Regions from separate parts of the Homo sapiens genome. Here region 2 is linked to region 1. A link is a contact called in ENCODE Hi-C or POLR2A ChIA-PET data. All regions are on one chromosome and are shown on one strand. The core of a region is the stretch at or near the end of the contact, and the rest is flanking DNA. Distances in the headings are between cores, read along the strand shown. Region 1 holds the start of PRMT9 (protein arginine methyltransferase 9). Region 2 holds the start of RPS3A (ribosomal protein S3A).

The links. Hi-C counts contacts between places; a loop is a spot of excess contacts on that map. ChIA-PET counts read pairs that join two places held with the same protein, here RNA polymerase II (POLR2A). Pooled maps may share reads with other maps.
Region 2: a loop to region 1 is called in a map of naive thymus-derived CD4-positive, alpha-beta T cell, with 11 times the contacts of the local background. The contact joins the promoter of RPS3A here to the promoter of PRMT9 in region 1. A Hi-C loop is called at or near these places in 1 of 168 maps with a recorded cell type or tissue (naive thymus-derived CD4-positive, alpha-beta T cell) and 6 of 50 pooled maps. POLR2A ChIA-PET finds 5 or more read pairs at or near these places in 1 of 52 experiments (OCI-LY7).

Annotation. Positions count from the first base shown.
Region 1 is chr4:147,681,370-147,685,569 of GRCh38, reverse strand. PRMT9 (protein arginine methyltransferase 9) reads left to right here and starts at 1,407. Exons shown (of 12, transcript NM_138364.4): 1 at 1,407-1,771. The coding sequence starts at 1,583.
Region 2 is chr4:151,098,114-151,102,141 of GRCh38, reverse strand. It overlaps RPS3A (ribosomal protein S3A), which reads right to left and starts at 2,514. Exons shown (of 6, transcript NM_001006.5): 1 at 2,428-2,514; 2 at 1,554-1,657; 3 at 980-1,167. The coding sequence starts at 2,489. It overlaps SNORD73B (small nucleolar RNA, C/D box U73B), which reads right to left and starts at 85; the gene lies at 11-85. RefSeq lists enhancers at 1,591-2,174, 2,195-2,754, 2,175-2,759, 2,058-3,257, 3,535-3,604.

The sequences.
Region 1 (4,200 bases), core at 158-2,657:
CGAAAAAATGCAAATAATTGGCCTGGTGCAGTGGCTCATGCCTGTAATCCCAGCACTTTGGGGGGCTGAGGCGGGCGGATCACCTGAGGTCAGGAGCTTGAGACCAGCCTGACCAACATGGAGAAACCCTGTCTCTACTAAAAAGACAAAATTACCCGGGCGTGGTGGTGCATGCCTGTAATCCCAGCTACTCGGAAGGCTGAGGCAGGAGAATCGCTTGAACTTGGGAGGTAGAGGTTGCAGTGAGCCGAGATCGCACCACTGCACTCCAGCCTGGCGACAGAGTGAGGCTCTGTCTCAAAAAAAAAAAAAAAAAAAAAAAAAAAAAAAAGAAAAAAAAGAAAAGAAAGAAAAGAAAGAAGAAAAAATCAAAGTCCTTACTTTGCATCATAATCCGCTAGGTGCAAAGGTCACAAAAGTGATTAAGAATAGCTCACAATGTAGTGAGCTGGAACCTGAAAAACGGATTAGGATTTACACAGGCGAGTGCTCAGAAAAAAGGGTAGTTCAGATAATTGGATCAGAAGAGAAGGCAAAAATGCATGACGTGTTTTTGAGAATTAGAGGAGCCCTCAAAATGTATTAGTGTGATATGCAAAATGCTCGATTTAAGATATTATCCATTAATGAATTTGAAAATGGGGACAAAAATAACTTTTCAGCCGTAATAACTATGCTCCCCTCCCTTTGAGTTTCGAATCTGTATCTTAGAGGCCACACTTGAATGTGGAAAAACTTTGTATTAATGTAAACACTATACAGTGATAAGACACGAACAGTGAAATAACCCCTAAGCTCATCTTATAACTGAACAGATAGGTGGTCAGAGAACTTGGATTTGAACCATGCCTATGCCACTAGCTGGTTGTGTGACCTCCAGCAAGTCACTTCTCAAGATACCACGTTTGCCATCATTAAGACGAGTGTGATCCAAAGGTCCACCTAGCCAGGTTTTGTGAGAATGATTTGAAATGCCTGTGAAAGCATTTCCTCTACCACGTCTGAGATGCTTTTGTTATCTCCAGGTTCTTTCAGGTCTTGAAATTTTGTGCATCACGATCCAAAATGTCTTAAGCATCATCACAAATGCTTGACCGTCCCTCATGAGCGGGTGGCGCTTCGCGCTGCCTGGGTCTGTACAACAGGGTCTTGCAGTCGAAAGCCACACACTCCCGGAGTGCAAGAGGGAGAGAAAGCTCTGCTTTCAGCCGGGAAAAAAAAAGGGCGCAAGACCGGACAGGTCCTGCCACAGACGTTCTCCTATGCTCACGCACAGTGGTCGCTCCTGCGGGAATGGGCAGCAGTGACGTGCCCACGTCGGGCGCGCTGACGTTCGCGTAGCGTGCGCCGCTGGCCAGGTGCGCAATAGTGGGGTATGCGTCACGGTCTGCGCCGCCCGCGGGGCCAGGACGGGGCGGAGCTTCCGCCTGGGCTGGGGTTGGCGAGTTCACCCGCGGCGGAGGGTAACTTTGCTGTGCTGTTTTTTGAGCAGTTGTCTGGTCCCTGGAAGTGTAGCATCGAGAGAGTTTTCTAATTACGTTTACAAAATATCTTCCCTTTGGCCATACAAGTGGTGACTGCCATGTCGAACTCGCGGCCCAGGTCCCGCCGAGACGCCGGGGGTGGCGCTGGGGCAGCCGGCCGGGACGAGCTGGTGTCGCGGTCCTTGCAGAGCGCAGAGCACTGTCTGGGCGTCCAGGACTTCGGCACTGCCTATGCCCACTACCTCCTCGTGCTCAGCCTGGCGCCGGAGCTGAAACACGACGTGAAGGTGAGGGTCCTTTTTTCTCACTTGCTGGCAGATCCAACGTCCTCGTAAAAAAAAAAAAAAAAACAGAAAAAAAAAAAAGCGGAGGGGCTAGGGTGCCTGGGTGGGTGGTTGCTGTTAATATTTAGGGCCCTTTTTTCTCACTTGCTGGCCGATCCAACGTCCTCGTAAAAAAAAAGAAAAGAAAAAAGGCGGAGGGGCTAGGGTGCTTGGTTGGGTGTTTGCTATTAATGTTTACTGTTCAACCTTGACATCTTTCGTTTATTCACACCTACGACCAGCCCAGAGGAAAATCCTGCCGTCTTCACCTTCGAAATATGTCCAGAATCTTACCAGTTCTCACCATCTTCCCCTTTACTACCCTGGTTCGAGCTTCAGTCATCTGCCGGCTGTTGCAGTCGGCTCTCAACTGAGCTCTCTCCTGCAGTCTGTGTCAACATAGCTAGCTTTTTGCAACAAAAGTCAAATGTTGTCATTTCTCAGTTTCAAAACTTTCATCTCGTTTAAAATTTTAAAGGCCCTCGAATTGGAAATGAGGTCTCACGTGATCCTCTTCTCCTTATATCTAATTTAAGCATGCCCTGGCTTGAGGGCTTTTGGATTTGTTATATTGTGTGTAGTAGGAATATAGTGGGCCTCTAGTTGAATAAAGTGTGTAATTAGCCTAAAGTGATTATCATTTAATGATGCGTTCTTTAAACTTCAATTATTGGATTATTTGCAACAATTACTCTGTTGAAATGCTGTTCTTTTTTGAAGTACTTTTAGAATCTAAATTACGAAAAATGATTTAACTTAAAATTGCAATTACTTTGCTTCATTTAGACTGAGGGTTTGTCAACCTCAGCACTATTGACATTTTGAATGGGATAATTCTTTGTTATGGGGGAGGGGAGGTGTCCTGTGCATTGCAGTATGTTTGGCAGCATCCTTGATCTCTACCCACTAAATGTCAGTAGCGTCTAGATGTTTGTAGTTCATGTAAACTTAGTGTAAATTTCAGGACCAGCTGTCCTACTTGAGGAGGAGATGATATGTTGAGATACAGTTTGCTTCTCTTGGTAGGCAGCAATAGAAAAATGGATCAACTCAAGTGATCTTTCCTCAGTTACTTGTTTCTTAGTTTCCTCTTCTGTGAAACAGGGACGCAGCCTCTCTTAAAAATGTTTACTGGGTATTAAAAGTATATTTAGACTGGGTGTGCTGGCTCAGGCCTGTAATCCCAGCACTTTGGGAGGCGGAGGCGGGTGGATCACAAGGTCAGGAGTTTGAGACCAGCCTGGCCAATATGGTGAAAACCTGTCTCTACTAAAAATTAAAAAATTAGGCCGGGCGCGGTGGCTCACGCCTGTAATCCCAGCACTTTGGGAGGCAGAGACGGGTGGATCACCTGAGGTCAGTAGTTCGAGACCAGCCTCAACATGGAGAAACCCCGTCTCTACTAAAAGTACAAAATTAGCTGGGCGTGGTGGTGCATGCCTGTAATCACAGCTACTCGAGAGGCTGAGGCAGGAGAATTGCTTGAACCTGGGAGGCAGAGGTTGTGGTGAGCCGAGATCACGCCATTGCGCTCCAGCCTGGGCAACAAGAGCGAAACTCTGTCTCAGAAAAAAAAATAAAAATAAAAAATTAGCTGGGCGTGGTGGCATGTGCCTGTAGTCCCAGCTACTCAGGAGGCTGACGCAGAAGAATTGCTTGAACTCGGGAGGCGGAGGTTGCAGTAAGTCCAGATTGTGCCATTGCACTCCAGCCTGGGCGACAGTGTATGACTCCATCTCAAAAAGAAAAAATAAAAAAGTATATTTAAAATTTGTAGTGCAATGCCTGACATTCAGTAGGGTAAGCAACTAGTCTGTTTCCTGCCGAACAAAGTCTGTGTTTGTTTGTATGGGCCCCCTGTAAAATGCTCATTGCCTGCTACTCTATTCCCCATACCCAAACTCCGGCCACACCAAGCCACTTATCTGTAGACCCTCTGATCCATTTCATATAATCTGTGCGGGGTTTTTTTTTTTTTTATAGAGTCTCACTGTATCACGCAGGCTGGAATGCAGTGGTGCGATCTCGGTTCACTGCAACCTCCACCTCCTGGGTTCAAGCAATTCTCCTGCCTCAGCCTCCTGAGTAGCAGGGATTATAGGTGTTCGCCACCGTGCTTGGCTAATTTTTATATTTTTAGTAGAGATGGGGTTTCACCGTGTTGGCCATGCTGGTCTTCAACTCCTGACCTCAGGTGATCTGCCTGCCTTGGCCTCCCAAAGGGCTGGGATTACAGGCATGAGCCACCGTGCCCGGCCAGAATCTCCTTTCTTATCCTTGTCTCTCTAGTAAACTCCCTCAAGATTCAGTTCCAAATATCAACGCTTTTGTATAAAATATGTGAAGATGATTTAAAATGTTTTAATGACTAAAGCTTTCCCTCTTTCCACAGT
Region 2 (4,028 bases), core at 1,265-3,764, 3.4 Mb before region 1:
AAAGCCTTAGAGGAATGTCAGGATAAATATAATGGTATAATCAGTATGTATCATTTGGGACTGAAACATTTTGTCATCATTCATTCCCACATACAAAATATTCGAACTGTGCCAGGTGCAGTGGCTCACACCTGTAATCCCAGCACTTTGAGAGGCTGAGGCGGGCAGATCACTTGAAGTCAGGAGTTCGAGACCAGCCTGGCCAATATGGTGAAACCCTGTCTCTACTAAAAATACAAAAATTAGCTGGGCGTGGTGGCGGGTGCCTGTAATCCCAGCTACTTGGGAGGCTGAGGCATGAGAATCCCTTGAACCCAGGAGGAGGAGGTTGCAGTGAGCAGAGATGGCGCCACTGCACTCCAGCCCGGACGATAAGAGACTCAATCTCCCAAAAACAAAAAACTCCCACAAAATATTCCAACTGGATAGTTAGCCAGACACATCTGAAATATTTTCATTTCATCCTCACAATTCAATAAAATGACACTCTTATCTGCACTTTACAAATAAAGAAACCGAGGCTTAGAAAACAAGTTACTTTCCAACGAGAACACAATAGGCAAATGGAGCCCAGATTTTAACCTCACTCCAGAGGCTCTGCCACAATTATGCTCTACTGCCACAGTTAATCAACATTCACTCAATTCTGAGGTCAAAAAACATCCTTAAGACAGGCAAAACCGCCCACCTGCACCTAAACGTTCCTCAAAAAACCACTAATCTATGCAGCAAGAAAATCTGACTTTGATGATACACCACTATTAAATCTTAGATTTAAATAGTAAGTAAAATATGGTGTGGCAACCCCAGAGTTAGCACTCAACAACGGCAAGAAAACAAAAATTTAAAATGAACTTTGTGGACATTTCACTGGTCTCAATAAATAAATAAAATGAACTTGCTCCTTCCAGTCATCAAACCATGCTATCCTTGGTCAAACACCCATAGCACAACCACTCTAAGGAACTTTGGGTCTCACCTGCCATTTTTTGACCATGGAACACATTTTGTCACGGGTAAGATCCATGCCATGGAAGTTAGTCAGGCAGTTTTTACCCTGAACATCTTCAGTAATCAGCTTGAATTTTCTAAATGCAACTTCATCATTCTGCAAATCAGCAAGACTCACTTCAAACACACGACCCTTGAGACCATCAGATGCAATTTCTACAAAAGAAAAAAACAAGTATCTTAACATTTAGGAACCATATAAGCAAAGTCAAGCCTGTAAACTGAGGGTAGAAATTAAGTTAATGGTAAATTATAAAGACCTTAACCTTTGTTATCAAATCTATCCAGACACCAGTGACTTATCAACAGTACTTATTTGAAGCTCAGAACTACCCATGGCACATTTTCTTAATTCAAAAAGCACCATCTTGCTTCTCTCCAAGTGCTGTACTAAAAATGATCACCACAGGTGCCAAGGCTGCAACCAAGAGCTGACATTTCCTTAAAGTCTCCCACCACAGGACCAACAACAGACCAAGATGCCTGCTACAATATACAAGCGCCAACTTAAGGAAAATACAAACCAAGAATAAGCTACTTACTGGTTCCTTGGGTCCTGGTGACGAGCGTCTTTCCAATATTTCTTATATTGAACATAGCAGGTGCTTTCACATCATACCAATCTTTCTTAGAAAATGGATCAACCCTGGATTTTAAGAAGATGCTTAAGTTCCATTGCAGATCAATTCTTACTGTATTTTTCACTGTTAATGGTATTTCCCATTAATATTTTAAAAAGCTAACCGGCAATTTGATACCAAAGTATATCTCACAGTGAGGTGAGGGGAACAAACATAAATCTAGCTCTTCCCACTGTACGTTTCACTGCATGCATCAGACTTTGAAAGGTTATGTCCACTTCCCACCCTCATCGGTCCATCCACTACACAGGCACTTAGAATAACATGCATCGGTCCTTCCACTACACAGGCACGAGTAACATGCAATCTCATTAACTTTGCTGGCACGTAATGGCATGTACTGGTAACTAAGAGACTGCATGGCCCCAAAGCTTAGCAGGAGCTCGCAGATTCCAGCGGGACCAAGCAAAGGCGAGATTGACGGGTCCTGAATGGATAGAAGGGTGCTTTCCTCAACTCCTGCTGTCGCAGTGCCATCAAACACTCGCAGAATTGAGGCAGCTCGTGAGCCCACAAAACTAACATTCCAGCCGAGTCGCGCCGGCAAGCCGGCTCAAACGCGACGCGCGCAAGGACCAGAAGGCCTGGGAAAGGCAGCCGACCTGCCGCTACTCAACACCGACCCTCCAGGCCGCGTTCCTGGGTGCACCAACCCGCCACGGCCCGCACAATCCGACTGGAATCCTCGCCATCCGGCCTACGCCGCGATCTAGGACCAGCCCGCCGATTCCAGCAGACCCCCAAAAAGCAAGACGCCACGACAGTCGCGACTTACACTTTCTTCTTGGCTCCCTTTTTGCCGCCTTTCGTAAGGCGCTTGTTCTTGCCAACCGCCATGGTGCTGGTCAGAGAGCCAAAAGGGCGGAAGTGGGAGTCGCGCGAGAACTTAGGCGTACGGGGGCGGGGCGCGCCGTCTACGTGACCTTTGCCCTGTTATTCTTCCGGCCTCAAGAATTCCGGGACAGTAGAGAGCGCCACTCTTTCTACTGTGGTTGCGACATCGCCATCGTGTGTGGGGAGGCCGCGCGGCATGCCGCGGGCTCACTGGAGGCTGCGCTGTGTAGACCAAGGCGTCGGTGGCCTGACGTGCAGGCGTCTGGTTACCTGTGGTTTCTGTGGCTGTGACGTCGGGAAGTAAGTTTCTGTAAAACGAGACGCCCACTCAACATCGTTCAAAGCTGAACTCACCGTCTAACCCCCAAACCTGCTTTTTGAGAGCATTGGCTTTGGAGTCAGTCAGCGGATCTGATTCAAATGCCGGTTTCAACAGGGCTTTGCTTGAGACCGACCTCTCCACGCTTGTTTCCTCATGCGTAATATGGGGGTGATAAAACGGTCGGCTTCATGAGGTTTCATAGGGCTAAATGAGCATCACTCCAGAGATGCTAGCGACGTTCTGCTTGTTGATGTGGATGCTGGTTCATCTCAGGTGTTGTTGCTTTGTGAACATTCACTAAGCTCTACGCTTATTTGTGTCCTTTTCTATATGTCTGTTATATATTGATTAAAAGGTTTTTTTAAAATAGAGTGAGACCGAACTCGTTGGCTCACACCTGTAATCCCAGCACTTTAAGAGGCTGAGGCAGGGGAATCAACTGAAGCCAGGAATTGGAGACTAGCCTGGGCCACACAGCCAGACCCCGTCTTTACAAGAAAATGATAAAATTAGCAGGGCGTTGGCCGGGCGCGGTGGCTCACGCCTGTAATCCCAGCACTTTGGGAGGCTGAGGCGGGCGGATCGCCTGAGCTCAGGAGTTCGAGACCAGCCTGGCCAACATAGTGAAACCCCGTCTCTACTAAACATACAAAAAATTAGCCGGGTGGGTGCCTGTAATCCCAGCTACTCGGGAGGCTGAGGCACGAGAATCTGAGCTCAGGAGGCGGAAGTTGCAGTGAGCCGAGATCGCGCCATTGCCTGGCCAACAAGAGTGAAACTGCGTCAAAAAAAAAAAAGTGAGATCTCCAAATGTTTCCATTTTTGCAACTAATCCAAACCCGCCTCCCCCATTTTTTTTAACTGTAGGGGTTAACAGAGCACATCCTGGCAAGGTGTGGCTGGCTAGCTCAAGTGTGCAGCCCTCGGAAAGCATCTGGCCCATACAGGCTTGGTACTCAGCCAGTGGTGTGTTGAGTTCCCTTCTCTAACTTCCCCTCTGGCAGAAAACCCTGTGACCAAGCCAAAACCAACCCTTACTTACAAGGCCCCCTGCAAGCTTTTAAACTTACAATCCCTTCCAGTCCTGCTAGCCTCCATCCCCTACCTCCCACTACACCCACCCCCCAAGACAACCTTCCTAAACCTCTAGTAGGGTCCTGAAATCTTTCAGTAATTCCATAAATCTCAGTTGCCTGGAGGATAAATTCAAAGTCTTAGTT